2 separate regions of the Homo sapiens genome follow, and region 1 is linked to region 2. The links are chromatin loops, found by intact Hi-C in ENCODE. Cell type or tissue: endothelial cell of umbilical vein. All regions are shown on one strand. Each heading gives the region's core, and the rest is flanking DNA. Links, peaks and the distances in the headings are about the cores only.

Evidence for each region. Hi-C counts contacts between places; a loop is a spot of excess contacts. Peaks named below come from ENCODE experiments on the same cell type or tissue, not always from the same donor. Only the 100,000 strongest peaks of a DNase experiment are listed, where the experiment ranks them.
Region 1: it touches region 2 in a loop (13-fold over the local background); 2 of 110 quality-filtered maps call a loop at or near these places.

The regions. Positions count from the first base shown.
Region 1 is chr12:41,924,091-41,940,895 of GRCh38, forward strand. No RefSeq gene overlaps it. Among named protein-coding and RNA genes, the nearest start is that of LINC02400, 170 kb to the left of the region's middle. In endothelial cell of umbilical vein, for the core only: no CTCF peak of the experiment used is centred there; a DNase peak (open chromatin) is centred at 8,601; H3K4me3 peaks cover 902 bases; H3K27ac peaks cover 711 bases.
Region 2 is chr12:41,514,533-41,531,337 of GRCh38, forward strand. The region is part of intron 5 of PDZRN4 (PDZ domain containing ring finger 4); the gene reads left to right. Among named protein-coding and RNA genes, the nearest start is that of PDZRN4-AS1, 110 kb to the left of the region's middle. In endothelial cell of umbilical vein, for the core only: no CTCF peak of the experiment used is centred there; a DNase peak (open chromatin) is centred at 7,539; H3K4me3 peaks cover 211 bases; H3K27ac peaks cover 2,193 bases.

The sequences.
Region 1 (16,805 bases), core at 4,137-12,136, 410 kb after region 2:
TTCCTTATAAAAATGGGAAATGTGAACACACACAGAGGGAAGAGAGTGCGAAGACACACAGGGAGAAGACAGCCCTATGACTAGAGTGATGCATCTACCAGTCAAAAAACACCAAGGATTCCCAGCAAACACCAGAAGCTACAAGAGCCAAGGAAAGATTATCCCTGAGACAGCATGGCCCTGCAGACACCTCGGTCTTGGACTTCTGGCATCCAGACTGTGAGTCAACACATTCCTGTTGTTTGAAACCATGCAGTCTTTGGGACTTTGTTGTGGCAGCCTTGGGAAACTAACAGAGCCACCATCACAGCCCATTTCTTCAGTGCCTGTTTCTCCTGGGAAAATTAAACATTATTCTAGGGGTGGAACACTAATTCCAACCCACATGAAAATTCTGATGAAATTTTAAGGAATCCTGGAGTGTTGTTTTGGAACGAGTTCTCAGGTCAAGTCCAAGATCAGCAGAAAAGTACACCATGACCACTTACTTTAGGTGCAGGAGGAGGCCCATTGTTATAACGCCACACATTTGCTATGACTACATTAAACCTTCTTCAGTCATCACTGCCCTAGTATAAATTATTTTCTCAGAGGATTTCCAACATAGACCCTATGAGAGTAGAATTTTGTAGAAATGATTTAAAAATAGATTCAGAGAAACAGACATTGCTCTAAGAGAACTGGTCTGGGGAAGAGCCCTGTGTAGCCTGGGATTACTTGAAGACCCTGGAACCCCAGAGATCTAGAAAGCTGTTCAGAAGAAAGGAGAAAGGACAATCTCTGTCACCTACACCACAGTTTTTTCCAGAGAGCTCTGCTGCTTATCTCTATCAGGATATACGTTTGGTGATTAAAACACCAAAACCATCAGATTCCTATTCAACTATAATGACCCATCCTTATAGACTACAAGACAATGTTTTTGTCACACAGTAGTTCCATATTAATTATTGCATATCATGGTAAGTAAAATAGTAGGGGCAAGAAAATAGAAGGCCCATGTTTAAAAGGAAATGATTATATAATAAAGTTGTATTGCAGGTCAAAAGAAGAGGATAGTCAATTACTAGGGCTGAGCCATTTTGCTAACCACCTGGAAAATGTTAAGTCAGATCCTTACTTTCACACCACAAAGGAAAACAAATCTGGATGAATTAAAAGTCTAAATATTAAAAATAAGAATACGGGCAGTATTTCTGTAATCTCAGTGTGGGAAAACCTTCCCAAGCAAGACTCAGAGGCCTAAAGAAAATGACTGATTCAGCCAATAACAAAATTAAACATTTCTAAGATTTAAAAATACTATTAAAAATGTTAAAAGACAAATAGCAAACTGGAAAAAATGGTAAACACATTTATATATCCAAGTGAACACTGACTATAAAAACTGTTGTAAAACATAATAATGTCTTCTACAGTTTCAAATATATGAAGCATTAATTCATGACAACAATAGAAGACAAGTTGATAAAACTAAAGTTAAAGTGACCTAAACTTCTTGTATTATCTGAGAAAAGAGTAAGAGCAACAATTAGCATTAGACTCTTATAATCTAAGCTTGTATGTTGTAATATGTAATAAAAGACTAATAAAACAATATGTAGCTTCCAAACTAGAGGGAGAATATGAACCTAAAGAAAGACAAAAAAAGAGAAAAAAAGAGGGACAAAAAAGAGGTAGGGCAAATAGAAAGCACACACTAAAATGTTCAAACTAAAGTGTTTTTTAACCCAAGTACATGAATAATTACAATAAATGTCTATGAATAAGTTCTACAATTAAAGATGAATATTTTCAAATTTGAATTTTAAAAAAAGTATAAGCAATATATATCTGAACTGCAAGAATACAGAAAGAGCGAAAGGAGGTGAAATAAATACAATGCAAAAACTAATCCAAAGAAAGTTGATGTTAGCTTATTAAAGAAAAAATAGAAATAAATGGTATACTTTATTCTAAAAGAATCAACTCACCAGAAAGACAAACAGTTCCCTATTTGTATGCATGTAACATTACCTCAAAAATTTTAAAGCAAAACTTGACAAAACTACAAGGAGAAATATAAATCTACACTCACAGTAGTGATTTTGAAACACCACACGAAATCAAGAAAGATGAAATAAATGTGAAGACTGTAATTTGCCCAAATGCACATTTATTGAAAACTGCACCCAACAACTGTGAAACAAATAATCCTTTGAAAAACACAAATCATCTGCAAAACTTGTCTATATGCTGAGCGGTAAAGCAAGTCTAAAAAAATTTCAAAGCACTGATATCATACTGAGTTTGTTCTCTGATTACAGTGCAATTAAGCTTGAAATCAATAAAAAAAACAGAAAATTACCTAATATATGGAAATTAAGTAATAAACATCTAAATAACTCATAAGTAAAAGGGAAAAAATCACAATGAAGTTAGAGTAGATTTTTAGCTGAATGATAACAAAAAAAAATACCATTTGCCAAAATTTGTGGGATGCAACTAAAGCTGAGTTCAGAGGGAATATAATCTTAAACACATATTTAGAAAAGAAGAAAAACTAAAAATCAAGTAAGCTTCCATCTCAACAAGCCTAAAAGCAGAAAATAAAACCAAGATAACAGAAGGAAAGGAATCATAAATATAAGAGCAGAAATTAATGAAGTAGAAAAGAAATAACCAGTAGAGAAGATCCACAAAGCAAAAAGTTGGTACTAAAAGAACTAATATAATAAGATTGAGCAAAAACCAGTGAGACTGATTAATTTTAAAAAATATACAAATAACAAATATCAGAATAGAAAGAGAGTCATCACTACAAATGTTACCTAGGTATAAAAAAGATAACAAAAGGAAATTATGCACTACTTTATGCCAATAAGTTAGAAAATTTATATAAAATGTACAAATCTTAGAAAAACAACTTATCTATTGTAACTGAAACAAGAAGGATAGAAAGCAAAGCAATCTTATATTTTAAAAATGGAATCTGCATTTTAAACCTTCCCCTTGCTCTCCCAAAAAAGCAAAAATGCCTGACCAAACAGCAAATTCTCCTAAATATTTAGGAAAGAAATAATGCCAATTTTAAACAAACTCCTTCAGAAAATTTTTTAAAAAACAGAACAATTATGTAGCTAGCTTTTCCTTACTACAAAAAACTGACAAGGAAGGACATTATGTGAAAAGAAAATGACAGGCCAATTTAACACATATGTTAAAACCTTTAGCAAACTATTAGCTAACCAAATCAGCAACTTTTTATAAAGAAAAATACACCCCATAGACCAGTTGAATTTATCCCAGGAATATAAGGTTGGTTTACTATTCCAAAAAATCAGTGTAATTCACCATGTTAATAAAGGAGAAATATCATTTCATTATCTCAATAGCTGCATTAAAAGCATTTGATTATAGTCAACATCCATTTACAACTTAACACACACACAGACACATACACATCTTTGCAAACTCGAAATAGAAGGGAATGCTCCTAATCTTAAACCTACTTATCAAAAACAACAATATCCACCATATCAAATGGTAAAATGTTGAAAGCAGTCCCTTTAAGATGCAAATGAGACAAATATACCTATTACAGATATTTTTATTAAACATTATACAGGAGGTGCTAACCACTGCAGTGGAGCCAGGAGATAAAAGACCTACCTATTGCAAAGAAAGAAATAAGCTTTTATTTTATACAATCAATATGACTGCATATGTAGAAAATCTAAAAGAATAAGGAGACAAATATAACAATAAAAAGACAAAGTATATGAAAAAGGAGCTTGCAAAAAAGTTGACATCAGACAAAGAAGAGTAGTCTCTGAGAGATAAAAATCAAATATGATACATCTATCATTGCCTGAATTTAGTCTGTAGACCACAGAACAGGGAGGTGAAAGCCAGGCAGAGCCCAGAGGACTGCTCTAGTTGAGGAAATGGAGCTTAGAGCCCAGGGAGAACAGGACAAACAGGGTTTACAGGGTCAGAAAAGAAAGAGTTGAACGAAGATAATCCCAGAGATCTGCAGAGGGTCCTTTTCTACATAGTATTCAGCAAAGTAGCGATCAGCAGACATATGAAAGGACACTACCCAAGGCCAAGGAAAGAACCATCCAAAAGGCTTAGAGGAAACAGTATTCAGTGTTCACACACAGGCCAGAATAGTGTCTGTGCCCATGAGTCAAACTGAAAACCTCTTAGTAGACACAGCATTGGGTAGAGAACTCAAAAGGATTTTGCCTCAATAATGGAAAATAACTTGTCCTATACTAAATGCCAATCTGTCCCTGCCTAAAAAATGCCCAAAGTTTGAAAGGATCAACTGTTTCCAGTAACTTAATTGCATCCCAGAACAAAGCTCAATAATATTTATAAGGGCTGGGCGTGGTGTCTCACACCTGTAATCCCAGCACTTTGGGAGGCCGAGGCGGGCGGATCACCTGAGGTCAGGAGTTCGAGACCAGCCTGGCCAACACGGTGAAACCCCGTCCCTACTAAAAATACAAAAAAATTAGCCGGGCGTGGTGGCAGGAGCCTGTAATCCCAGCTACTCAGGAGGCTGAGGCAGGAGAATCGCTTGAACCTGGGAGGCGGAGGTTGCAGTGAGCCGAGATCGCGCCATCACACTCCAGCCTGGGGGACAAGAGTGAGGCTTCCTCTCCAAAAGAAAAAAATAATAAAATAAAGCAGTCAGATTTTTTAAAAGATATTTTACGTACGAAGCTAAGACTGACCGCAGATTTCTCTTTGGAAAGAATGTGAGCAAGGCAAGAAGACAGTGCATCAATATTTTAAAAAGTACTAAAAGAAAAAATTATTAACCTAGAATTCTGTACCGAGTGAAGACAGCCTTCACAAATTAAAGTAAAATAGCTGAGTAGATTTATCACGAGCAGACACACATTACAAGAAATGTTCATGGATTTGCTTCAGGCAGAAGGTAAATAATACCAGATGCAAATATGAATCTACACAAAAGAACAGCACTGAAAGAGTTACCTATACTAGTAAATATAATTTTTTTTATATCTCTTTAAAAGATAATTAGTGACCCTAATAGGTATGGGGTTCCTTTTTGGGGTGATGAAAATGTTCTAGAGTTAGACAGTGGTGATGATTACACAACCTAACGAACATACTAAAAACCACTGAAATATACATTTTAAAATGATGCATTTTACAGTATGTACATTATATCTTGATGCAAATAAATAATAAATATTTTTAAATAATTGACTGATTAAACAAAACTAATAACTATGTATAATGCAGTTTATAACATAAGTAAAAGAAAAATACATGGCAATAATAAATGTTAATTGTCCCAAAAGTGACTTACAAATTAATTGCATGCCTATTCAAAATTGCAGCAGGATATTTTTGTATAAATTGATAAACCTATCCTAAATCTCATATAGAAATGCAAATGACCTGAAGAGCGAAAACAGCTTTGAAAAGGAAGAACAAATGTGCAGGATCCATAAGAATATAAAAATCTTAAAGACTGAAAATACCCACTGTTGTCAAGGGTACAGAATAAGAGAAACTGTCTTATGGTGTTGTTAGGAGTCTAAATTGCATACCCTATGAGCCAGCAATTCCACTCCTAGCTATATACTAACAGGAATACAGGCACATGTGTACAAGGAGACACCTACTAAAGTGTTCCTATCATAGCATCACACATCACAATAACCAAAACCTGGAAACAATCCAAATGTTCATCAGTAGTAGAACAGATCAACTGTTGTCAACTTTTATACAATGGAATTCTAAGCAAGGAAGAGAAATAACATGGATAAATCATATAAGCATGATGCTGATAGAAAGGAATCTCTGATATACCTTATGCGTAATTCTGTAAAGTTCAAAAATAAGCAAAAGTAATCCATGGTGTTAATAGATGCCTACTTGGATGGAAAAGTACAACAAAGTAATCACCACCAAAAATAAGAAGATACTGGTTATCTTTAGTGGAGAGGGAGTGAGCTTTCATTAGGAACGGGCAGCCAGGAGAACTTCCAAGATACTGATAATGTACATTTTCTTAATTTAGATCATGGTTACATAGGATTTATTTTATGACAATTCATTACGTTTCTACATGTATGTTTTACGCATATTTTCATAAGTGATACACAGTTTGAAACTGAAATGCCTGGGGAAAAAAAAACATTTACTTTCATTATAGTAGAATTTGGATTATAGCTATATGTTGAATCTGCTCTCTTTAATCTAAATAGACTACAAAATATTTTTAAATATGAAATAAAAAATTTAAAATATATAACATACTTCTAAAGCATGGGGAAATAAAAGATTCTGAAATTTCTGGAAGTGAATAGGAATGGATAAAATGATAAGAGAATGGAAATTTAATCAATAGGAAGAAATAGCTTCTATTCTCAGCTAGCTTAAAATCTTTGGAAGAGTAGTGGTAAAGAATAAACAATCCTTATCCCTCTTTCTTTACTCAATCAAAAGCACTTAAGCTCTTTCCAGGAGTATAATATAAATATGAGTAATGGAATTGATTTTCTATCAAACACACAAGAAAAAATCAGATGAGCTCTATTCCTTTCAAGGTATTCATCTCAGGAAGTTAGACACTTTTTGCAATGAAGCTTTATTAATGCAAACATTTTGGCATGCCTCTTGAAGACCTGCCTTTAGCGCCTATGGCATTCTTTAATAACCTTCAGGATGGTAAATTCAGCCTCTGAGAATGAACTGAGAAAGTGATTTGGCTCTATGTCTGATAAATAATACACGTAAACTCTTTCACTCAGAATGCATTGATTTGATGTAAAAATCAAAATATGGCTGTAAAGGAATGGGACTAGTATTAAAGGAAATTCCTAAAGAAAAGTTCCTTCTGAAAAATAGTTTGAACGATAACACCATTATTGAAATAAGATTCTTGCATCTTAAGTAACTACCTTAGAGATAAGCACAGACTTCGTTCACTTACTCAAAAAATGTTAATTGAATTCCTTTTGCGTACCAGACATTGTTCCAGACCCACTTAGGGATAAAGCAGGGAATTCAATGGGCAAAAACTCTGCCCTCATGTAGATTACTTGAATATATGCTTATTAAAAGTCTGCCTCATAATCTACTTTCACTTTCTGGATTCGTATGTTTAATGTTCTCCGTGGTCTTTACAGCATTTTTACAGTATTACAGGATTTCTGAAAGTACATCAGGGTTTATATCTCTGTCCAACGAGATGCTACATGTATGTAAATGGTAAATTTCCAAATGGCTTTCCCAGTGGAAAATCAAGGCTTGCTTATCTTTAACTTCAGAGCTTTTAGTAAAGAAATGTAGTTGATACCCCAAAAATACGTTTGTTTTTTGTTTGCTTGACAAGATTAAAATTCACTGGTGTATTCATAAAAACTAGAATATGATCATTTTGACTGGGCCTTGTACAGAGAATTTGGTCAAGTAGATTCTCTAATTACCTAGCAATGACAGCATTTTCCAAGGTGCCCAAGGAAGAGGGCATCCCACTAGTCTAGTAGTTCATAACTCAGCACCCTAAACCTCAAAACACCTACTGGAGGCCGGGCGCGGTGGCTCACACCTGTAATCCCAGCACTTTGGGAGGCTGAGGTGGGCGGATCACTTGAGACCACGAGTTCAAGACCAGCCTGGCCAACATGGCGAAACCCCGTCTCTACTGAAAATACAAAAATTTGCCCAGCGTGGTGGTGCGGACCTGCAGTCCCAGCTACCGGAAGGCTGACGCAGGAGAATCACTTAAACCCGGGAGAGAGAGGTTGCATTGCGCCACACACTCCAGCCTGGGCGATAGAGCGAGACTCCGTCTCAAAAAAAAAAAAAAAAAAAAAAAAAAAAGCTAATGAAACAGGATGTCAGCGTCTGGAAATCAGTTGGCACACACTCAGCTACTAATCAGACCTGAAAAATAAAAGCTAGCATACTAACCAAACTCAGAATCAAAGAGTCAGAATTTTGTGATCGCCCCCATCACCATCATTCAACAGCTTCTGACACCACCACCTCTAATCCTACCTCAGCTCTGTCGCCCAGGCTGGAGTACATTAGTGGGATCTCGGCTCACTGCAGCCTCCACCTCCAGGGCTCAGCTGATCCTCCCACCTTGGCCTCCCGAGCAGCTGGAACCACAGGTGCGAGCCAGCCCACACGGCCAATTTTTTTATTTTTTTGTATTATAGAAAATGAGTCTTGCTATGTTGCCAAGGCCGAACTCCTAGGCTCAAGCGATCCTCCCACCTTGGCCTCCCAAAGTGTTGGGATTACAGGCGTAAGCCACGGCGTCCAGCCTTTGATTCTATTTTACAGGTGAATGGAAAGGCTTTGCTCAACGTTCAAACGCCGCTGCCCAACCTCTCTGCAAAGAGAAAATTGTGTCTGTTGTTTACTGACACAATTAGCAATGGGTTTGAACACAATCTGCAAGGAAGAGGAAACCAGCAGCAGCGCGGCGCTGGGCAGGCTGCAGAGCCGGGCGTTTCCGCCCCTGCCCAGGGGTCGCCGTTGCGCACGGCGGTGCAGGCTGGGAGCGCTGGCCCGGCGCCCATGCTGGCGAGGCCCCCACCCTCCCAGCAGTCTGACTCTTGCTGGCGCCGGGCCGGCCACGCTGTCGCCTCCCCGCCGCGGAGTTCTGCTTCCTGTTTTCCAAGCCTAAGTGCTTTTTAATTAGCCTTCATCACTTCCCCAATTTAACTACAACCATTACGGGCTCCTTGCCGACAGCACGCCCACCTGGCATCCCTGCACTACACCTTTGCGCGCACCGGGCCCAGCCGGCCCAGTCCCTCAAGCATCAGTAGACGGAAAATGCTCCTGAACGCCCCCGCGACTGCATGGAGTCTGTGTGCATCTGTCCCGGCCTGGTTCCTTTGTGCTTTAGGATGGCAGGTTCTCACAGGCAGAAGAAGCTTATTGTTTATTTGTATGGCAAAATTCGATTTTTTGCCAGGTCTCCTGGATATTTCCAGCGCTGTTTATAAAGAGGGAGGGAGAGCTTGGAGGTGGGTACCTGTATGCAGTTGATTTTTAAACTCACATCATGCAGGGATTTGGGAAGGGGATGATTTTTGCACTTCTTTCATTTATTATTTAATTAATTATCTGTTTATTTTTGTTTTTTGTAATTACAAAATGTGTAATTTATTTAAGAACTAAATTTTTTTTTTTTTTTTTTTTTTTTTTTTTTTTTTTTTTTTTTTTTTTTTTTTACTGGAGGAAGAGAATCAAAGCACGGGCAGTTTACATAGAGACCCATCATAATCCCAGAGGCTTTCCACCTAGGAATGTTTCTCCTGGCCTCCTCACCCTGCTGCCTCCCATCTGCTCCATGGGGCCATCCACCCACCCTCTAACATCCAACAGAACCCCAGAAATGCAACAGATGAGCCCTGAAGAGGAAAGGCCTCTGTTAATTTTTATTGAGCCTTGTCAGTTGAAAAGAAACACACACACACACACACACACACACACACACACACACACACTGACCAAGAAGTCCTTAACAGTCCCTTCAGCTCTACTCAACTTTAGACAGATTTCCTCCTGACTATAGCCCCTGACTTCCCTTTCCTTGGAGCATTTACTTTAGAAAATTTGCAATTATAAATTCTTTCTCTGCCCCTTAGAGATGTAAATCTTCTCCCAGCCTCCTGCCAGTTTCACAACCCAGGAATGCCTTTCTCAAGGACCTGGGAGTCATCCTTTTGAAACACAATCATCAAGAAAGGACAGAGCTCCTATCTCTCAGTCTCTGTGGGAGCATGGGAGCCTAACTTGATAAGCAACTATTTGCAGACACAATGTGATGACCTAATCACATTGACAATTCCCCCATCCCCAATGTCCACCAATACTTTTCTGCTAGCTCACTCTGTGTTTAAAAACTCTCCTACCTTTTGTTTCAGAAAAATTGAGTTCAGTCTCTCTCCCCTATTCGCAAACACCTGAAAACATACAGCTCCTAAAAGAGGTCGTAAGGGAAAAGCCCCTTGACACTGACTTCAGCAATAATTGTTTTTTTAAATATATAACTCCAAAAGTTCAAAAAAGGTTACAAAAGCAAAAATAAATAAATGGTGCTACATCAGATTAGAAAGCTGAACAGTAAAGAAGACAATCAACGGAATGAAATGGCAACCTACAGATTGGGATAAATGTTTGCAAACCATATATCTGATAAGGAGTTAATATCCAAAATTTATGAAGAACTCATACAACTCAATAGCACAAAAACAAATAACCCAATTTTTTAAATGGGCAACGGACCTGAATACATATTTCACCAAAGAAGACATTGAAGTGGCCAAAAAGTATATGAAAGGTGCTCAATATAATTAATCATCTGGGAAATGTAAATCAAAGCCGCTATGAGATATCACCTCACACCTTCTCAGATGGCTATTATCAAAAAGTCAAGAGATAACAAATATTGGAGAAGGTATGAAAAAAGGGCGGGGGGACTCTTGTACACTGTTGGTGATAATGTAGATTGATGCAGCCATTGTGGAAAACAGTATGGAGGTTCCTAAAGAAATTAAAAATAGAATTTCCATATGACCCAGCAGGCCAGATGCAGTGGCTCACACCTGTGATCACAGCACTTTGGGAGGCTGAGGTGGGCAGATCACTTGAGGTCAGGAGTTCGAGACCAGCCTGGCCAACATGGTGAAACCCCGTCTCCACTAAAAATACAAAAATTAGTTGAGCGTGGGAGTGCACGCCTATAATCCCAGCTACTCGAGAGGCTGGGCAGGAGAATCACTTGAACCTGGGAGGTGGAGGTTGCAGTGAGCCAAGAGTGTGCCACTGCACTCCAGCCTGGGTGACAGAGCAAGACAGTCTCAAAAATAAAATTTTTTAAATTTATAAAATAAAGAGATAATTAACTCTTTAAAGGTCATAGGGGTGGGGCCCTAATCCAACAGGACTGGTGACTATAAGAAGGAGAAGAGACACCAGATCTCTTCTCTCTCCTCTCCCTTCTCCTCTTCTCCCCTCTCCTCCCCTCTCCTGCCTTCCGCCTCCTCTCTCTCTCTCTCTCTCTCTCTCTCTCTCTCTCTCTCTCCTCAAGCATAGAAAAAAGGCCACATGAAGACAAAATGAGAAGGGGCTGTCTACAAGCCAGGAAGAGAGGCCAAAAATTGAATTTCCCAACACTTTGAGTAGTAACATGGCAAATTACTGAAAGTTTCAGCTGGTTAGGCAGAACTATTCAAAGAAGTATGTGTCTCAGCACCAACTGGAACTATCCCAAGCTTCTATACAGGGAAATTTCTAATAGATTGATGTTTTGAAAGGGCATGTACCAAAGATAGAATGAAGGGCAAGTGAGTAGCATCGGTAAGATTAGGACAGGAAAGTTAAATAGCACCGTGAGCTAAAGCTTAGGAGAAAATGCTAAGACAACACGAAGGCTAACCATGCTCAATAAATCAATGAAAATGGAAGGAATGAGCCCACTTCTTGAGAAAAACTGTGTAATAGTAATATATGAATAAGAAACAAGAGTCCTTAACAGCCCCTGTCTTCACCAAAAAGAAAGACATTCAGATTAGGAAAAGAACAAATATGGTTAAGAGGAAATTGAACAGCTAAGTAAATTACAATACTTCCATCTTTAACATATGAGGCAGCCACTAAAAATTATGTTTCTAAAGACTCTTGAATAACATAGAAAAAGGCATGGCATAAGATTAAGTGGGAGGGAAGCAGGATACAAAATTGAATCACAAATAATCTTGATTTATGAAAAAATAAAATCAGAGAGAAAGTACCAGATGGCTATCTACCAACACTGCTTGTCTCTCACTGGTAAGATTATGGGTATTTTTTGCCTCGATGTTACATTTTTATGAACTTTCAGGCAATGAATATTTGTTACTTTTATAATCAGAAAATGGAAGTAGAAAACTAAAATCAAAAATAGGAGTCCAAGGTACTTGAAGTATTGTGAGGCAGCTTTACACCAGTATTAAATGAGGCCAAGAGTCCAGACCCAGGAGCTGGCGATGAGGAAATCAGTATCAGTAACACCTAAGGACTCATAAACATTAAGTCAGAGACCAGAACACTCTCACTTTCAGAATAATGGGAATCTTAAACCCTTGGGCACTATATCTCAGGAAAACTCTTGATTTGATAGCTTTGAGAACCTGGAAAACGTGATAGAAAAGGAGCAGGCTTAGCTTTATTCTGCCCATCATTCCCCAAAATGTGAGCTCTGTGTTGCTTGTGATGATGAACAAAACCTAGTAGAAACAAGATGCAGAGGCCCCCATAGCCTCCAGCACTGTGTTCCCTGGGGCCCAATGCAGTCTACTTGTAATTGATGGCATCTGGGAGTCAGGGCATAAGTTCTCTGTTTTTCCTGGAGCCCACTTTTCCTCCCAGATGTTGCCCCTCCCTGTCTTCACTGCACTCTGCATCTGCCCTCTCCTGGTCGTTTCTAGTCTTAACGATGGTCTAGTCGGTCCCTGCTCCTTCTGGCAGGTCCTTCCAGGCTCTCCCTGCTATAGCCTTCTTTGTCCGTGGGCCACTGACAGCCAGCCTTGACAACATCTGAGGATATTTTCCAGTGTGTGCTTCTCATAACTAGCCCTGCAAGACATTCCGTGATAGCCCATGACCAAGGGGACTGATGGTTTAAGCCATGAGAAACTCCCTTTGGGAGATTCCTAATGCCCATTAGCATAGTAAAGGTTTTTGAAATGCCTACAATAAAGATGCTTGCTTAAATTTGGCCAAATTTAATAAACTTCTAAGACCTTTTTTTGAAAACATCCTGTTAAATCCAATAAATTTGTAATCTGAGAGCACACTTTGTTACCCTTGGAGGACACTGCTAATGTAGCTTCCTCCCCAATAACACGTTTGGCCTAGAAATAATCTGTAGCTCCTGTGCCTTTGTCTAATATCCTGATGTTGGAATTAGGACACCAAGGCCCCTTGACAGCATCAAGCTGCAGCTTCTGCATCAAACCACATGAGAAGTGTCTGACCTGCCCAAATGGAAGTGGACTCCACCTCACTGCAACCAACAGACTGGAGTCCTGATCCTTTCACTTTATTCCCTCTGACCCTTTCTTCTGAGCTATGTTCTGCTTCTTATATCTCTCATGCTATCCACCAAAGACTACTCTGCATAAAATCTCAGACAACCAGCAGATATTACCAAAGAGGCAATTAATCAACCTATTATGCAGCCTTGCTCACAACCTATCTTTTCCAGGGTTTTTCTAGAAAGGATATTTACATCTTGATTGGTTTTTGTGATAATTAACTCATAGCTCACTCACCACTTCTTTAGGAACACGTCCCTGACCAGATCGGAATCCCAGCTGTAGTCCCTTGCCCCCTCTTTGGCACCATAAACCACTCCATGAAGTACCTGTCACAGTTACTGCTTCACATGTATTTGTATGAACATGTAATTAATGTCTGTCTCCCTCACTAATACTCATGCACAATAAAAACTGTATTCCACATACTACCACATCAAATGTTTTACAAATTTTTCCACTTAATTCTCATAACAACCCAGTTAAGCAAGGAGGTGAGGAGTTGCAGTTATTATCCCCATTTTATAAATGAAAAAACTGGAGAATACTAGTTAAGGAACTTGACCAAGATTAATAGCTAATGAATGGCAGACTGGAATTTGAATCCACGCATTCCGATTCCAGAACACGTATGAGCCTCTAGGCCCTATTATCTGGCCACTAGACACTAAATTCCATGGGGGAATGGACCATATCTGATTTTGCTCACCACTGTATCTCAAGTGCCCAGCACATATAATCTTTCATTATATTTTGGGGGGTTCTGCGTTTCTTTTTTTTTAAGAGATGGGGTCTCACTCTATCACCCAGGCTGGAGTGCAATGGCATGATCATAGCTCACTGCAGCCTCAAACTCCTGGGTTCAAGTAATCCTCCCACCTCAGCCTCCTAAGTAGCTGGGACTATAGGCACAAGCCATTACACCTGTATATTTTTTAATGAATAAATGAATGGATAGATAAATATAATTCAAGTATAAAATTCAAACATTTCAGAAATATACAATATAAAAAATAAAAATCATCCATAATCCTACCACCACCCCGCCCAGGGAAAACAATTTTCAGCAGTTTTCTAACTGTTCCTTACAAAGCAAACCTTCACCAGGCAGTGTCATGAAGTACATTCGGTATGTGACTGATTCCATGAACGTTGGGGACCTCATGAGGATAAGAAATATTCCACTCAGGACAATGCATTACATTGGTACGTTCTTCACTCACCTCTGCTGCCACCACACAAATGCTTATGTGTGGCTTAATATGAACAGATGATGAATAAACAGATGTTTATCACCAAAGCAGTAAATAACATCATACACAATATCTGTGGTGAAAAAAAGGAACTATAGTCTCAATAAGAGTACAGTTATGTAGACTCAAATGGAACGAGTAACAAAACTCAGAAAGGATGCAATACATATTAAAACTGAAAAGGGATCCACAGCAGCAGCCGCATGCTATCTCTGTTCCTGGCCTTCCCTACATTTCTAGTTACCATTTCAGTGAAAACAGAATGCACTGTCGTTTGGTCATTTCTGCAAATAACACAAAACAGAGAAATAGATATTCTAGATGATAAAATCAGTTTTTAAAATTATTCCCACAGATGGAAATAATGAGTCAAAACCAACAAGATTAAATTTAGCAGCATATAATATAAAGTCTGGATATAAGTTCTAAAACTCAATCATATAAATTTAGAATGGGGGCCCCATTTCCTTGTTAGCTTATAAGAAAAGCCTGGACACAGCCAAAGGATGATTAAGCAATCCACACTTAAGCAGCAGATATCAAAATCAGTTTCCAAACTTAGATGTGCAGGAAATGTCTATTTTCTATAACTCGGTTCAACTTCTGACTTTGAGATCTAAATCTGCCAAGCAGGCAAAAAATATAATCTCAGTCATTCTCGAAAATTTTTCACCTCCCTAGAAAGTTTCAGGACTCTTATACAGTGGCAATGTCCAGGGGATAGGGTGGGCCCTTCTGTCCCAGGACATTTGTCTGCACAGCCTGTAAGGACCCAGGGCCCTACTGCTCCATGGCGCTCTTGGGCCATCCAGACCCTTGCCAAGGCCTGAGCTGTCTCTGCTTTCCATCTCCCCACCTCTGTTGCCATCAAGTAGGACTGGATCCCCATTACTCAGGGACCCACAGGCCTCTTTCTCCACCTCTCTCCCATCCTCTGGCCTCCTTTTTGGCCTTGGGAAATTATACTCGCAGAAATACTTTCTTACTTTCTTTTTGTCTTTGGCAAATCCCCTGGACACTTACATAACTTCAGTAAACATTCCAAGTTCCAGTATGGGCTTAGGCTTCTGGAAACAAAGTCCAGAAGACTATACATTGCTTCTGCTCTCCACCTGACATACATCTCTCTGGGGCAGCAAGGGAGTGCAGGCTACCTGCTTGAATTGGAGGAATGAAAAGGGAAGATACAAAAAGAAACAAATCAATATCCGAAAATATGCAGCCATAAAGGTAATGGAACACTATTTTATGATATTAAAGGCAATTCTATGGAGTGGCAAAATTAGAAGAAAATGTGTACATGAAATAACGTTAAGTGAGAAAGAAGAATACATACATAAGAATGACTCCAATGTAGAAATATATAATTTTATAAGTATTGAAAGCTAATTTGAAATGACATAAATTGATTTAATGTCCACTGTAATATTTTTATGTAAAACTAAGTGCATAATAACTTTGAGAGAATAAATCATACCAAAGAAATGTAAGACCAGTTAGAATCTTTTTAGCAATATTTAATTTTTATAAACTAATTGTGAGCTAGTAAAATGTTTAAGGAAAGTTAATGCAACTTAGAAGTGTGTGGCAGAAACTGCTAGCCATTTAATAAAATATATTCTTCCTCCATTGTAATTGAATTATAGCAAGTTACATGGCTGTCTAAGCAGACCACATTCCCCAGTGTCCCCTGTAGCAGGTGCAGTCATATGACTAAGTTATTGCCAATGGAACCAAACTGGAAGTGATGTGTGCTACTTCTGAGCCCACGGTGGGTCTGCTTTCTCCTTGCTGTCTTTTCCTACCTTTCTAGCTAGAACCCATCCATGGCTGCTATCAGCTTCAACTAAGATGATTCCAAGGCCCTAAAGGATGGCAGAACAGCACACCAGAAGGCACCTGAATCCCAAAATGACCAAGTGGAGCAGCACTCCCCACCAGATTAGAACATTCACCTCTGACTACCACAGGAAAGAGAAATAAGCTGCTGTGTTCTTTAATTCAGTTTCTCTCTTGTTTCTACAACTTTAGCTTACCCAGATAAATACAGTGTGCATCACCAGAAGCCTTACATTCAGCCCTATTTAGCTGATTATATAACTGTACTTTTTCAGTGATTAACTCTGTTCCATTGATACCCTAAAGAAATAGGTTCCATTTTAAAAAGAGATATATAAAAAACAAAAGCATAACCCAAAGGCAAAAACTAAGATGGACCTCTTCTTCTGGTGACAGAGGGAGAGACAGAGAAGAGGGTTGAAGCAAACATCTGTTTAAGTCCTATGGCAAGCACTTCACAGGGCATCTCACATATATTATGACATTCCACTCTGAGAGCTGCGGTTTAGCCTGGAGCAAGAGATCCATCTTCAAATATTTGAAAGGCCATTCTAAGGGAAGAGAAATTCTCTTTCTTTTTTAGATTTTTGTATACTTTTTACCATGGGTAAATAGATTCTTACTGTAACACACTCTCAAAATA
Region 2 (16,805 bases), core at 3,328-11,327:
ATGTATAGAGCTATATGGATCTTAAGGCTCTGAGGGCAGCAGCTTTATCTGCCTTGCTTATCATTGTATCACATGGTCTGTTTCACAGTGGGTGCTCAACGCATATTTCATGAAGGAATAAATGAGGGTTCCCATTGGTGTCTGCATGGACCAACTTCTGAGCCACTCAGTCCCTTTCCTCTTTTCCATACAAAGGGAAGTGGAAAAGAACTTGGGACCACTGTCCAGTTATAACAAATGCCCTCTTGCTTTCCAGCAGGTATTTGTTCTTGGAGTCAGGAGTTTTAATCCTAATGCCATTTTTGTCTCAAACACTTGTAAGGAAAGGGCAAAGAGGGTGAAAAATAGGGAGACATAAGTAATGTAGTAGAAAGCTAATGGTCTCCATGAAAATTTATCTTTACTGGCCACCTTATAAAATCATAGAATCTCATATTTGGTATAAATTTGGCATGTTCTCTAACAAACACTTGTACCCCCTTTATTACTTGTTGAACAAGGGCTCAATCAGCATATGTGAGAAGCACTGCAACAGACAGGGAAATAAGCGCTTCCCCCACTAGCCAGCGGGGGCTGTCTCTGTCCATTCAGAGATGGCTCTGTCCATCTCTGATCTTGAGAGAGGCAAACCTATCAAAGAGTTTGAAAGCCAGTGATGGAAGAAACATGATGGGTATGAAACATAATTGATAAAGAGACCATATGTTATCTGTATGTTGAAGTAGATAAACGAGAAAATAGTGTATAGAGTATAAAAGAGTAGCATATTTAGATTTGTTTAACTCACTGAATGTCTTCCACTTAGTCCCTTTTCTTCCGCTTGTTAGTCACATTTTAGAATCATTAATGAAATAGCTAAAATAATTTTATATCACTTACTACTGGGGCAGTAAAATAATCCATTAAAAAAATCACCTTCATAAGTGCCGTTCCTTTGGGAAATTTACTGAATTGAAAACTGATCTGGATGAAGTGTGAAAATTTTTTATTACCTGAGCATTAAAGATAAGATGGTATTCTGTCAGTCTGGAGTTGGTTCACTGAGGAGCCTATTAATGTCACCACCATTTTCTCAAATATTTCAGATGAGAATCTTAGTCATGTAGGCCAAACCAATAAGTGATCATATATCGGAGCTAGTATTTCCAGATGCTCTGTGGCATGTTTCTCCTTATCACTGCTGCCTTCCCTTTGTTTCCAACAATGTTCTACCTTTAGGCTAGTTTTTGGTGTCTTGTAGCCAGTCCCTAGTCTTTGCAGGCTGTCCTATTCACCACTGCCAGATCAAACCTTCTCAAGTGTGACTCTCATTGGTTTACTCCTTTGTTTATCATCTTGTATGACTCTGTTCCTTGAATTAATTCTGAAATCCTCTGCCTGGCATTGAGGGTCCTTGGAACCCTCTCACCACCTCACCTTTCCAGCACCTTGGGGTCAAACTCCACAGCACAACAATACTCAGAGGAAGCTGTGTGCTTTCCTTTCTTTGTGCCTTTGCTCATGGGCTGCTGTGCCTCTGGAATGCTTTTCTGACAATCTCTGCTATCATTCAAAGACAAGAGTCAAGCATCACTCCATCAGAAGCATTCCATGATGTCCTCCTGCCATGTACCGCAATCTTTCCCACCACTGAACTCCCACACCGCATTCTGTAAATATTTTCTGTCGTTTAGATTATGCCCCAGGCTATAGTCATTTATGTACTTGTCTATTCTTCTAAATGGATAGTCTTTCATAATAGAAGTGACCACTTGTAATTATCTGCACATCACCAGGAGGGCCCAGCACATGCCCTGGCACACAGTGAGTCCTCAGTAGTATTTGTGTGATGAATGAATAAACATTGCTGCTACTATTCTTATTTTATAAGTCCCCAAAACAAGTACAAAGTGCTAAATTGGGGGAGAGGAGAAGAAGGCTGATGGAGAATAACAATTTGAAATAAAGTAAGAAAGTCTTTTTTCATAGGATATCAATTTGTCTAGTAATTAGAGGAAATGGATTTAAGTGTATACCTGAGCCAGTTTGTAAAGGAAGAAAATTGGGATTTTTATTGTTTCTATTTTACCAAGGAACATATGCGTGTTTTACCACAAATGCGTAAGCTGGTGAACCCTGGTAGATAGACATGCTAATTTATGTAGTTAAAGAATGACGGGGGTTCTGGTCTGTTAGGGTACCTATACATCCTGGTTTGCCCTAAACAGTCTTGATGTATGGCTCATTATGAATAGCAGCTTTTTTTTTTTTTACTTTCGAAAGTATCCTAGACAATACATTGTGTGGTTGTCCTGCTTTTATACTTATTGAACTTTAGTTGAGACAGATACTTCATAATCACATGTTGTATAATCCTAACATTCCAAGCAGAATTTCTTAAATTGAATACTTAAGTTTATTAAATTGCATGATTTCCCTAAATTGAGATTCCTTTTTATTTTCTTGTAAGTCTTGCATTGTGACTAGAAAGAAAAATGCCACAAAGTTGGCAACAGTTACCACAGTATTATAATTCTTTCCGATTTCTTACTGAACGAAACAAGATTAGTATTGCTATTAATTTGTTCATGTAATTTCATAAAACAAATAAGAAGCAAATCTGTCTTTTGCCTCACTGATTGTGACAACACTAAACCTTATTTCCTAAGAAAACAATGAAAAGTAAATTGAACCTTCCAAGTTGGTTATTAAACCAGGTAAGCATGGGCACATTTATTTTACCAGGGATCTAGATATAAAATAAAGATTCCTTATACTACATATATGACTTTTATCAAAATGCCGACATTCAATTTTTGTTTGAAGATACTTATGATACACATTCAGAGGATTTCCTTGCATTACTGAAAGGTGTCTGTGAAAGGTTGTGTTTAAGGTGCATATTTGCATATCAAATCATATTTTCCAGTGACTTCTATTCTGCTTTCAAAAACTGTTTTCATAGTGGCAGAAAAAGGAGAGCTGTCTTTTACAATATAAAGCAAAATTCATATTAAAGATTCTAATATTCTTTTCAGAGGCAATAAAATAGAGTGGAAGGAAACAGACTAGGAGTGTGGCCCCAGTTCTAGATCTGTCTCTTGAATGAATCATATTCCACCTGTGTGCTCCACAGAACAACCAGTGTTGGCTGTGGAGTGATTGGTCTGCATCTATTTCTAGAATGTAACTCATATAAGCAAAGTGAGACAAATTCATGGTCAAATCCTTAAAAACTTTTACGAGTATTCTAACAGTTTAAACATATCAACCCACATTTTTTTTTAGTTGTTACAGAGAAAGCCCACACACTCACATGGCCTCACACTGGTCTATGTGTAGTAACCATATATCTCAACTGGTATCAAGTAGCACACCTCTCCGTATTATCTCTGACTTTAGCTTTAGCATTCAGAGCAAGTTAGCTCATATACATTTACCAATTTGAAATGGAAGATGCAGTCTGTAAAAACTAGAAAATAAATTACTTTATTTACATATAATACATATTTGTTAATTTAAAAATACAGAAAATAATCCTAGTTTGAATTTTTTCTTCACTATATCACATTGTCTCTGAAATGAATGAGTGGAATCCTAAAGATGATGTGTTTTATATTAGGATTACAGTTCTCCTTCTCCTTCAAGGGCATAAGCTATTGATAATACTCTGGTTTCTGGTTACATATTGCATTTACCAATATTCACTGTCTATTAAATAATCCAGTTCAGTGTAACTGAATATAAATAAAAGAGAACCAGTAAATCCAATCTATGCATTTCAGATCCAAAATACAATTTTTAAATATGATGGAAATTGTACCACCTAAGATAACCACAGTTTATATTTTGTGTGTGTTTTCCTCTTCTATGTACACTGTATGAGTGCAATTTTGCCATTTTTGGGGGTTTCAGCAATTTTTCCAGATTTTATTTAAATCATTAAGAGCTATAATTAACTGCTTTATGCATAAGTCTTTGTCTGCATTTCAGAGTTATCTCCCTGAGAAAATTTTCCCAAAGTAAAATTATTGTATCAATGCACAAGAATAGTTTATAATACTTCAGATAAATATTTATTAAAAAATTGCTTTCCAAGAAAAGATGTATTAAATTATTCTTACAAGCAATATATGAGAGTAGTATCATTAGTATTAAGTGGGCGTATTTCCTTTATTATTATATAACCTTTATTTAAAGCACATTTTAAAAGGAGCATGGCTTGAGGCCAGGAGTTTGAGACCAGTCTGGCCTATGTAGTGAGACCCCGTATCTACAAAAAAAATAATTAACTGGGCATGGTGGCATGCATCTGTGGTCCCACCTAGTCAAGAGACTGAGGTGGGAGGATTATTGATCCCAGGAGTTAGAGGCTGTAGTGAGCTCTGATCACACCACTGTGCTCCAGCCTGGGTGACAAAGCAAGACCCCCAACTCTATATAAATAAATAAAAGGTGCTTGGAATAAATATCCAGTTTATGGAAATAATATAGTTTCATCAACATAGTAAATGGGCTTAACATTATAGTTAGTATGTAATGTATACCTACTTCCATGTCAACTGTATATTCAAATATAGGTCCATAAGCATAAGGTTGAAAAAAAACAGATAAGTTTTAAGAGATTTGAATTTTCAAAGTTGAAGGACATTTTAAATGAAATCAGGAAATGCCTCCTAAATTAAGCATGCTCTGCCCCAAATCTGCTTGTTCTTCTATGCTGTCCTGTTTAACAGCCTCATCAGCTGCACAATTCTAAGAGTTACTGTGTTCTGAGCATTTACGGTGTTGCTGGGCTCTCAACTACGTGCTTTAGAGATCACCTCTAATCCTTAAAACAAACTTGCTTTCTAGGTAAAGTGGCACAGACCAGAAAGCTGACAGCAGCCCTGATTCCTTCCTACTTCTCACCTCCAACATCCACAAAATGTTCTCAGTTGAGCCTGGTGCATCTTCACAGCCAGGCCCTATCCCCAATTCCTCTGAAGCAGTAGTCCCCTCACGTCTTCCTGATCTTAGTCTCTGCCACCTCCATCTCTTTCTTACTATGAATGATCGTGTCACTCCTCTGCTGAAAATTCTTCAGTGATTTTTTTTTTATTGCTTCTACCAATGCTCTTCAATGCCTTTTCATAGAGGAAAAATGAGGAACGTGAGGGGTCTTAGCCCACCAAGTCTGGGTGTAGGGCCTAAAGAACAATTTCATGCCAGTTTTGTGCTTCATTTTCTTTTGAAATTTGCGTTTTACCTCTTAGTAGATATATTGTGGTTTCCCCACACCCACTTTCACAAATTGATACTCCAGGAAGATGCAAAGTGCTTAAATTGTAGTTTTCTGGCTCCCCTGACATTCCAGTTTGGAAAACTCAGGCCTATATAATGAAATGTAAACTCCATAGCACATGAGGCACTTCCCCCCATCTGCCTCTCTGTGCTCACCTCCCACTAATCCAAGTGTGATGTGGGAACGCTGTGCTTCTGCACACACAAACTGCCTGCAGTTCCCCAGGGATGACGTTTTCTTGGTTTTTTGTTTTTGTTCTTGCTTTCCTCTGCCTAGAATATCCCCTCTTCTCTTCCTCCACACTGTTCTATACCATTGATTTCATGACGGAGGTAGAAATAAGAACACAAAAGCAAAAAAGTTTTTTTAACTCTTAAATATTTGACAAACAAAAGATATGGTTACAGTTTTTCACTTAAAGAAGTACTGAATTCTTCTTTAAAAATGCTTAGATTCTGGCCTCTGCCCTCTCTTCCATTTGCCTTATGTGCCATTATTGTTTTTTCTTACTTTGGGTTCCGCCAAAAGTCTCTAACCTTCTTCAATATGGCTGACCTTGTTTTATGCATCCCTCTCTTCCAAGTACTCTGCACATGGTAGAATGATTGAAGCAATGACTAAATCTTAAAGACACTTGCAGGCTAGCAAAGCTAAAGCATAAATCTCGAAAAGGATTTAGAACTGAGACTCTTTGGATATACCTCTCACTTTTTCAGAAAGTTGTTTTGTTCTTCAAATTAAATATGAGAGAAAATATGATCATATTTTTGTAGTTTAAATTTGAAATTATTATTTACTTTTCCAGTAAACATGCCTAAATACAGACACACACACACACACACACACACACACACACACACACACACACAGCCTCTAACTCAGCCGCATTATTGGCTGGTAGCATGTTTAAAGTGTGTTGATGGAGCAAATAAATCTTTTGGCTCATTTCAAACCCAGAGAAAGATGTCAGCAGTAATAATGATGTTTACAGATGAAGCACTGGATGGTAATATTTTTAAATACAACAACAAATAATCTACGCCTGTAGTCATCATAAATGAAACAGATTAGGAGAATGTGAAGATGAAGGCACAAAGCTGATAACCACTTGGCTTGAACTGAGATACAGCACTTCTAGACATCGTTGAATTTTAAATGTCCATATTTCATTACTTAAAATAAGACATTTAAGGCAACATATGTTTGTATTTGGTGTTGATGCAAGCTATTATAGAAGTCACAGTTTTGGAACCGAAATCTAATTGTAAGTTGGAGCTCTGCAGTAGAAGTTATTCACCAGCCGAAGTTAAAATTGACCAGTCTCTCAAATATTCTTTTGCCTGTGCTTTCATTTCATTGTTCTTGCCCTCTTACAGATATTCTCTTTTCATATTTCTATTTGTTAGCAAAACATTTCAATAGTAGCAAAATGTTAGAAGTTAAATCTGATACTTTTTCTTCATTCTGTAAAACACATTGACACCATTTGCTCTTTTTGCTCTCTTGAGCATACCAGGTTTTTAAAGTCCCAGATTCTTCTCAGTAGGAATGAAGGATTCTATAAGAAGCAGTTACCAAATAGGAATTTGCTGTAGAAAGCTTGTTGGGAAAAAAAAGTTATACATTGTATAAGATGAATAGAGTTCTTTAGTAATCAAGGCACAATAAGAGATATTAGAGATAGAAATTTGAAATAATGGAAAAACACATATGGATTAAAAACGATTACATCATATTTGGACCAAAGAGAGTTAAAATGAAGAGAACTTTGACATGGTGCATATGAACCATAAGGAGGCTATAGAAGCACATCAGATGTACTTGACAGAGGAAACTGAAGCCTGTGAAGGTTAAATATTCACCTGTCACAGCTAGTTAATGGCAAGTGCTGGGCAAGAATTTCTTCTTTCTCTTAAGAAATGATTTTTTTATTATTTTAAAAGGACTGTATGCTTGTTATTGGTATTTCATTATTCAGTTTCCCCTTTGGCATGTAATTGAGTATGTGTTCTTTCCTAGACTGTGTAATTGTCAAGAGGATATAGTATTTCACTTTGTTTTTATAAACAAATTAAAACTAATACATCCTACATATTATGTGATTACCTGTGGTTTATCTTATGAGAGAGGCCTAAGACTCCTAAATAGCCGTTGGAAGGGTAGTGTTTTTCCAAGGGAATGTTTATGAGTAACTAGAGGATCCACTGACAGCTGTTGAGCCTTTTTTGCAGCCAGGAAGTTCATAATCCTTAAAGAATTTTTCCTTCCTTTGACTTGTACATGGCTATCTGCCAAGTAAAGACAGTTACAAATCCTTTTAAGCAAAGGTTGTAAATATGCTTTAAGAGCATGTGAGCAATGCAGTTGGGAAATTCAAAAGAAAACTGATTCCCTGTGTGGAGACATCACTAAATGTTTTTAGTTAATAATGATTTAATCACTTCCTGTCTGATAGACAAAGAAATTAACAAAATCTCTCCCTCCAAAATGAAAGTGAAAGGGACTCCAAACTTCTCTTTGTCTCACTCAGATAATTTGCATGACCAGCAGACTTTCCATGACTTACTTTTTTCTGGGTTAACTTGAAGGTCTAAGTCTCCCAAATGATGAGCTTTTAGATTTATTCACCTTAACATATTTTTTTGGAATGCATTCTCATGCAATACAACCGAGTGTAGGATGGGTAAACTAATTCACAGACATAGATTAATTCATATAGGTGGCAGCACATGTGAATATTCAATTAGTTTTACTATCTGATTCTTACAGAAGGAAATGAATTAACATTATCACCACTTCAATACTGGACTGGCCGTTTTATATGCAGGTTCTATTCTTTATGTCTGCCAAAAGAAAAGAAAGCCATACGTTCTCTCAGATGTTGGGAAATTAGCTTTAGGGTCATTTCCTGTCACTTTCCTTAATGGTCTTAAACATGTGCATAGCTGTATGGTAATAAAGTATAGACGTTCATAATATTATAATTCAAAATGATCAGTAGCTGATTAGTATCAGATCAATCATGTGAAAAGGATTCTAGAAGACTTTCTATTCCCCAAATTATTTTGCTCATATTCCAACTATATGAAATAAATTCCCCTCATTAAGTCCTCATTCACTCTTCCCTATAAATAACTTGCCCAATAATTTACAAGTCATTCCTTCAAAAACTTTTATTCCCAAGATACTAGACATCTAATTGTATCACTCTTATTGGAAGAGAAGTTGTATTTAGGTATATTTGGAATCAGCCTGAAGTGCACTCAAATCAGACTCCAGTGCTTAGTCCTGTGTGACCCCTCTGAGCCTCGGGTTCCTTATCTGTGAAAAGAAGATAGTATTAATAATACATATTTGTTAATATTAAATGTGATAATATATGAGAACGTGTAGTCCTGACTGGCACATACATGGTAGATATGTATATATTCAGATATATGCCATCATTTCGTGGCCCTGAGAGAAAAATGGCTGCCAGTTTTCCCAATTAGCTGAAAGGTCCCTCTCATGTAGATGCTGTTGACTGAGGAAGAAAATGCTGGAGAAGGAGCATAGCTATAGGTTTGCTTGTGGACAATTTGAGACATGGGAACATTCACGTGGAAGCGTCTAGAAAGTAGATGGACACATGGAGTTACAGCCAAACATAGTGAGCTCAGTGGAGTTCAGAGCTAAGAATGTCAGCCTTTAAGTGTTAGTTGGAGCCTGTGACTTCACACATTGCTCAGCAAATATTTATTAAGCACCTAGTTCGTATTAGAGACTGTCTCAGGTACTGGGAACACAGGGGGCAACAACATGGTGCCACTGCTCTCCTGGAGTTTGTATTCAAAATGGAAAGAAGCAATAAAAATTAAGAGAAGTAAGAAAATCTCAGATGAAGATAGTGTTAGGAAGAAAATAGTGTGAAATTCCAGTATGGGACAAGTACAGACAGAATAGCCAAAGAAGGCATCTCTGAAAGCTGAAAACTGAAAGAAAGAACCACCCACACAAAGATCAAAAGGAATAATAATCTTCACCAATAACAACAACTATCCCTTGCTGGAAAGTACTAGTGTATATTGACTCATGTACTCATTTTTAAGCCACTTTATAGAGGTATGAACATATAAAATCTGTGCATGTTTAATGTGTACAGCTTGATGAGCTTGGAGAGAAGTATACACTTATGAAATCATCACCACAACCTATGCCATAAACATATTTAGTAAAGTTGCAGGATACAAAATCAACATATAAAAATTAGTTGCACTTCTGTACACTAACAAGGAACTGTCTGAAAAGGAAATTAAGAAAACAATTTCATTCACAACAGCATTAAAGATAAAATACTTAGGAATAAGTATAGCCAAGGAGGCAAATAACTTGTACCCTGAAATGCATAAAATAATATTGAAATAAATTAAAGCAGACACAGACAAATGGAAAGACATCTCATGTTCCTGGACTGGAAGAATTAATATTCTTAGAATGTCTGTACTACCCAAAAGTGATCTACAGATTCAATGCAATTCCTATCAAAATCCCAATGGCATATTAACTCATTTAAGCTTTACTACAACAGTATGAGACAGGTATTATAACTATTCCCATTTTACATATGAAAGAACTGAGGCAGAGAAAAGGTCAAGAACTGTTCATAGTGGGTTAATGGAGGAGCTGGTATTCACATTGTGGTAGCCTGGCTCCAGAGCAGATGCTCATCTACAGAAAGGGAAAGTATAGAGTTCAGAGTCCCTTAGGAAAGAAGGAGCTCAATGTACTACGCAAAGAAAAAGGCCAGAGTTGTTGGAATGGTGTTTATAGAAGACAGGGGAGAATTACAGGCCCGATAATTCAGGACCTTGCAAATCATAAGGCTTATGGATTTTATTATAAGTGAAATAAAAGGATATTAGAGGGATTTAAGAAGGAAACAGCATGATTTCTATTTTTATATTTTATTTTATTTTAATTTCTATTTTAAAAATATAACTTTGGCTGCCTTTTGGCGAATACACTGTCAAGTTTGGTAAGGACACAGAGAAAGGTGGTAAGTAAGAGGTGATTGTGTTAATTCAGGTGAGAGCAGATGGTGATTTGGTCAGTTAGTAGAAGGGAAGAGAAGCCAGTGAATATTTTTGAAACATGACAGACATTATTGCTGATTGACTAATTATGGGAATAAGGAAAACAAAGGAGTTGAAAGCAGCTTCTTCATTTTTGAAGTTGAGCTATTAGATAGCTATTTCCTAAAAGGAGGAAAACTGAGGGAGGGAAAGTGTGGTGTGGGGAATTAGGAGGCAAAAATCAGGAGTTTTAGGGCACATTGGGTTTCAGAGACCTCTTAGACATGCATATAAAGATGCTGAGTGGGCCGCTATTGCAATACAGCACTCAGGGAGATACCAGGCCTGGATGAGAGAGTCCCAGGGGAGAGAAAAAGGCCAAAGACAGACTTTCAAAATTTTATTACCAACAAACTAGAGGTCTAATTGTATCGCTTATTTGAGGAGGAATTATATTTCACTATTTCTGGAATCAGCCTGAAGTGAACTCAAATCAAGCTTCACTGCTTAGTACTTGTGAGACGTCTCTGACACTCAGGTTCTTTACCTGTGAAAAGATAATATTAATAATACATACTTCATAGGATTATATGAGATAATATATAAGAACATGTAATATCATGGCTGACACATATGTGAAATATATGTAAATATATATGTATGTATATATAAACTCATAGTGTAAGTATATGCCACATATACACATATGAAACCATATAAATGATGGAATATAGATATGTAAGATAGATATAGGTATAGACAGATCTACGTAGATTTGTTATATATCTCTATTCCATCATTTAACCATTGTAAGTCTCAATTTCATCACCTATAGTAGAGAATATTTATGAAGAAAGGAAAAAATGGAAAAGAAACTCCATACCTTGTGGATGATAGGGTCCGAGTACAAGCACTTGAAACATGATTCAGAGCCATGCACAAGGAAGAATGCTCTGAGAAACATAGTAGGTCTGAATATATTCAAGTGTCCTTCATCAAAAAAAAAAATTCAAATTAAGCCCATTTGTATATTTGACTTTCATATTCTCTATTGTCCCTTTTCCCAAACATCGTAAAATAGTACTTTGATTCTCTGCCATTTTTAAAAAATCTCATTTATTTCTCAACCCATTGAAATCTGATTTGAGGATGATGAGAAATAGTTGAAAGACCAAATCCAGTCCTACCTTCCACTACCTTATAATCTCAACAACACCTGGTGTACTTGGCCATTGCATGTTCCTGAGAGGCTCTTTCTCCTTTGCCTCCATAATACCACACTGCCCTTCCTTCCAATTCTAGGACAGCTCTATCTGGACTAAAGCTAGTTTCCTGTATCTAAATGTGGGGCTACTAAAACCATATGTCTTAGAGCTATGGGGAGGCTTAAGAGAGCTGACCTGTGGCTCTTGGCATTCTGAGCTGGCAGGGAGGATGGGGCTGCAGGAATCCTCAGTGTGCATGGCACCCCTTCATCCCATTTGTCTGGAATCTCCAAGCTCAGAGACTCTCTGGTTCACAAGTGCTGGAGAATAAACCTCTTGGTTCTCATTTGATCTTGCCTTAGCTTAAGGCTTTAACATAATCCCTTCTGCTTTTCATTTTCCAAGGATTTCTCATAATTTCCAATGCACGAAGAGTTGCCTTGCTTATTTTAAAACATGATGGTAATTGTTGGAATGTGGAGCATAAGGAAAGTCCTGACAAAATAAATTAATGTTGTTATTAAACATAAACACAAATTGAAGAAATTTTTGCAAAATATTTATAAAATACTTGTTTTTCACTGCTTTTTAAGTTTCACACACCCTACTATCAGACATTTGTCTCAGTTCTTAGTTTTACAACTTTATGCACATAAGTAGTCAAAGATATAAAATTTTGCTGCTTCACAGTCTAATTCTTATGCATACAAACACAGATCATGGTATTCCCATAATATGTAATTAAATACACAGTGTTAAATTTTTTTGATATTTTACTAAATTTTGCTCTTACATCCAAAGATTTTGAAATGACTTCCACTTCTACTGTAATATACTGATGCTTTCCTTTCAGCTATCTGAAAGCCATAGTGACCCAATTAAGTTCAGCAATAAATATTTTTGAGCAATACAGTTTCAGGTTCAATGCTGAACATTGGTAAGCCAAAATAAATAAGGCACTGTCTTCTGTTAGATGTAGATGTGGAAACGGGAAGACATATATAATTACACTACCGTGAGACATTCACAATAATAAAATACAGATGTGGTACAGAGAAGTCAGTGGCTGACTCTTTGGGAAATGGGCAGTGAGGAAATGATACCTGAGCAGAATTTTGACCAGGCAGACATTTAAGGCAAGAGCAAATGGAAAGGTGAAGGCACTGACAAGCACAGGAGGTTCCAGGAAATGCAAATAGGTCAGTCTAACAGGAGAATTATGTTACAAGAAGTGAAGAAAGACATGACTGGACCATGGGCAGGACCATATAAGGAAAAGCCTTTTCATAATGAGAAACTTGGACTTTACGCTACAGGTAATGGGACAGCAATTCCATATTAGAAGAAGTGTGATGGAGGTCAGATTAGCATTCCAGATAGACCCATTTTTGTAGGAATTTGCAGGAACAAAACCCAAAGAAAAGCAATAAATGAGGGGCCAATTTTTATAGACCAGTTGGGATATGAAAATAACTAGAACGTTGAGAATAGAAGAGGATTGAGTCAAATAAGTAAATAAGGGCTTTTTAAAATAAGCACACATTATTTAAGTCAACTGTTATCTTTCCCATGCGTGACAAGTGGTTATGAGCCAAATTTTCTTTATAGCCAACCACTGACCAAAGTCATTTGGGCAAGCTTGACATTCAGCACAATGTGTCCTCCTTGATAAATGTTCTAAGGAGCCAAGACAGTCACCTGTCAAAATTGATAAGTGAGACGACAGTGGGGAATGCAGGCTTATTTGTAACGGCACAGCTGCCAGCATTTGCAGCCTGTTTACCTCTAGACTGATTCTGTCTCACTCTGAGGTTTTTCTATTTCCACCCAAATAGCCCCCAAAACACATTGAGGCTATGCCTACCTATGTGAGATATTCATTCCAGACCAGTCTGCAAGTGCAGGAGGAGGATAAAGAGGCTACTTTCATTAGGCTATTTTCACAACTGAAGAGTTTCAATAGCTTTAAAAGAGACGGCATGAACTTCATCAATTCTCTGTAGCCATTTAGCAAAAAGGGTAGTAAATTCTGTGAAATAGATTACAGTAGTGCCTACTTCTAAAATCCTAAAATGTTCATCACCTCATGCATGGATGGTGTCTGAGGAATAAGGAGCCGTTTTTGGGGGGTTTTTTGTTTGTTTGTTTTTGTTTTTGTTTTTGTTTTTGTTTTTAGGACTTAGTTCTGAACAATAGAGTGGCTGGTATCTTTAAATTAAATACACAGGAAGGCACTTAAACTTCATCTTCTGCTTTTGTGAAAGAAAGAAATGAAAGTCTCAGAGGACCCTCCAGGGCTTATGTGAAGTCTCCACAGTGCACTCTGTACATAAACTTTTTCTTTATTTTCTCTTTACAAATGAGATTGTGGTTATTTATGTATATGAACACATTGCTTGTAAAACCTAGAAAGGAAAGAGCCAAATTCTTAATAGAGCAACAGCAGGACTTAGGTCTGCCCACTGTGTGGTCATCAGCAAAACTTCCATTCATTGTGGAAACTCAAAAATTCTTGAGTTGTTTTTAAAAACATGAGATATTAGACAAACTCTAATTACGGCAGACTCACATCCACTGCTTTTTAGCTCCAGACCATCCTGCCTCGCATTGTTTGTGTTGAGAAAACATATTTTTGAAGATTAAACTGATTTTTCTTATAGAAAGAAAATAACAGTTCTTTGAAACTACAGTTTCCTTTACTTTCCGGCACACAGCAGTAAATTGTAAGGTTTTATTCTTTAACACATAAGTTTTCAAAAAGTGTTATAACCCTGGTAATGTTCTGAAGGTCCTGCCTTTCATCTGCTGCAGACATTTGCCCTATTGACAGTTTAAATCAAAATTTTTATTGCAGTTTTTTAAGTCCTTTTTTTTTGCTACAGCCTTCACATTCTCCTGCTGAGATTATTTCAAGACCTAATAGACTCCATCATTAGAAAACATTTTATAGTACTCAAATTGGCTTTTCCTATGTTGAATTTCATCCACTTTTTCCTCTCCATTGCCCATTACAGAAGTAATTTGCAGAATCTCCGCATTTTAGCCAGGAGCATTCAGAGAAAGTGACTTCCTGGGGTGCTGGATACCAGTGGCATCGCCAAGCTGAAAAGGACTGAGCTTTCTAGGGCTGGTATATATTCAAGAGGAGTGTGCATGCATGTGCACGTGTGTGTGTGTTTGTGTGTGTGTGTGTGAATTTCTGGATTTCCAAGTGTACCAAATTACTGTCTGTATTACACTCATTTCTCATTCCCTTTATAAGCTGAAGGAAACGTGTTTGCACAGTCCTCTTTCCATGGCCATATTGTCCTAGATGAGATATTGAGTTAAATTTGGTTACACCAAATAGTATTAGGAGACCAACTAATTCAAGAGCACTTTAGTGCTACCATAATCATGCAACTTCCTTTTTTTAAAAGATGATATCCCTAATATCTAGCATCAGACACACACATTTATGCATTTATGCAAAAAGTGTTTATTCTTTTACATTTTATAAGGTACTACTAGGATAAAAGATATATGCACCTTCTGGCCACAGTGAATTAATATCTATTATTCATTATAAGTCACAAATAACAGTTGCCCAGTTATCTTAGAAAATGCCAACCTTAGGCAGTTATAAAACTATTTTCCTGACTCTACTCTTCCTATGTTTTTGTGGGAGTTCCTCAAATCACTCCTCAAAATCCTTCCAGAAGATTCTGAGTGTCCTCAGGGTATGTGTCATATGTGATCTCAAACTCTTTTGTTGCTATTCCATGAAATCTGACATTTTCCTTCTCTCTGGCTTCAACTGTGCTGATCATATCCTCTTCTGGACCTAATGTTCTGATGCCCACTCTCTTTCCTTCTCTCCACTTCTGACTGGTTCAGACAGGTTGCCCAGATCACGGTGTAATGCCATGCCATGTTCCAACAATTACCTCAAGGAGAAGAAGCAACCTGTGTCTGTCTTTATGCTTTTGGTGCTATCAAGAGTTGAAATGGGTCTTTCATTCTCACTATTTATCTATTATACTTTTAGAACAACGGCATAAGACTTCCATGGCAGATCTACAATACTCTGAGTGATAAATACTATGCTACAATATCAACTTGCCTTTGAACAAAGATTCAGTGAATGCCGTCTACCCAACGCTCACGTTTAGAAAAGGAGCATGATCATGACATTGCAGTTCTGTGCATGCCTGAACCACTATTTTGAATTTTATGTTTATTATTATCTTGTTTATCTTTATAATTGTGCCACATAAGTTTGTAGCTCTAAATAATGTGTTATTTAACTTTGCATGTTTATATACATGGAAAAATATTGAATACAGTATGGTTCTTCTGAAACCTGTATTTTTTTCCGAAAATTCTGAACAAAGTTCCTAGGTCATCCAAGTTGTAATGTGTAGCTGGAAATCACTCGTGTTCACTGCTATATGGGATTAACATTTTTTAAAATGGTGCAGTTTATGTATTCACTTGGTGGGCGTTTGGGTGTTTTAGTTTTGTAATATTACAATGTGCTGTGAACATTCTTTTATGCATAGACTGGTGCATATTAATAGAGTTCTCTGGGGGAACTCCTGGGCATAGGATATGCAGATCTTTATAATATATTTACTAAGAAGTTAGTGCTTGAGCAATTCTGACTCATACTAATTATGTGGAGGTGCTCCCAGAGCACCACATTCTCACAAACACTGGGTGGGCATGATCGGACTTATGATTTCCCTGACTTTTAATTTTCTCCAGTTGGTTTAAAATCTTCCTTCTGGTGATATCGAATGACGTTGAGGATCCTTTTGAAATGGGAAAAGTTCCCTTGTCCTTCTGGCAGAGAGTGCAATGGGGGTGTGGCTCGCTTCTTCAGTGCCCTGCTGCTCAAACCCCTAGGGTAGCATACAGACCGGCAGGCTGTGGGGCTTCCACCCCACAGCAGTGTCTAGGGGTAGATATTTACAGCTCCTGAAGCCCCAGTGGGCATGTGTTACAGGGTGCTCTATTTTAATTTTGCCATCTATAGGCTGCTTGTGTTAACTAGCTCAATTAGACCCTCTACTTTGTTGCAAGGACAGAGGGCTTTCTGTATCCCGGGTTCTTGCCTTGGTGTACCTGAAGAATCGGATCACACCTGGGCTTGGAGAATGAGTGCAAGGTTTTATTGAGTGGAAGTAGCTCTCAGGAGATGAGGGAGCCAGAAGGGAGATGATTTTCCCTCGGAGTAGGGCCACTCAGCTGCCTGGGCTCTCCTCCAACCGCCCCAGCCAAACTCCACGTCATTCCGCCAGTGGA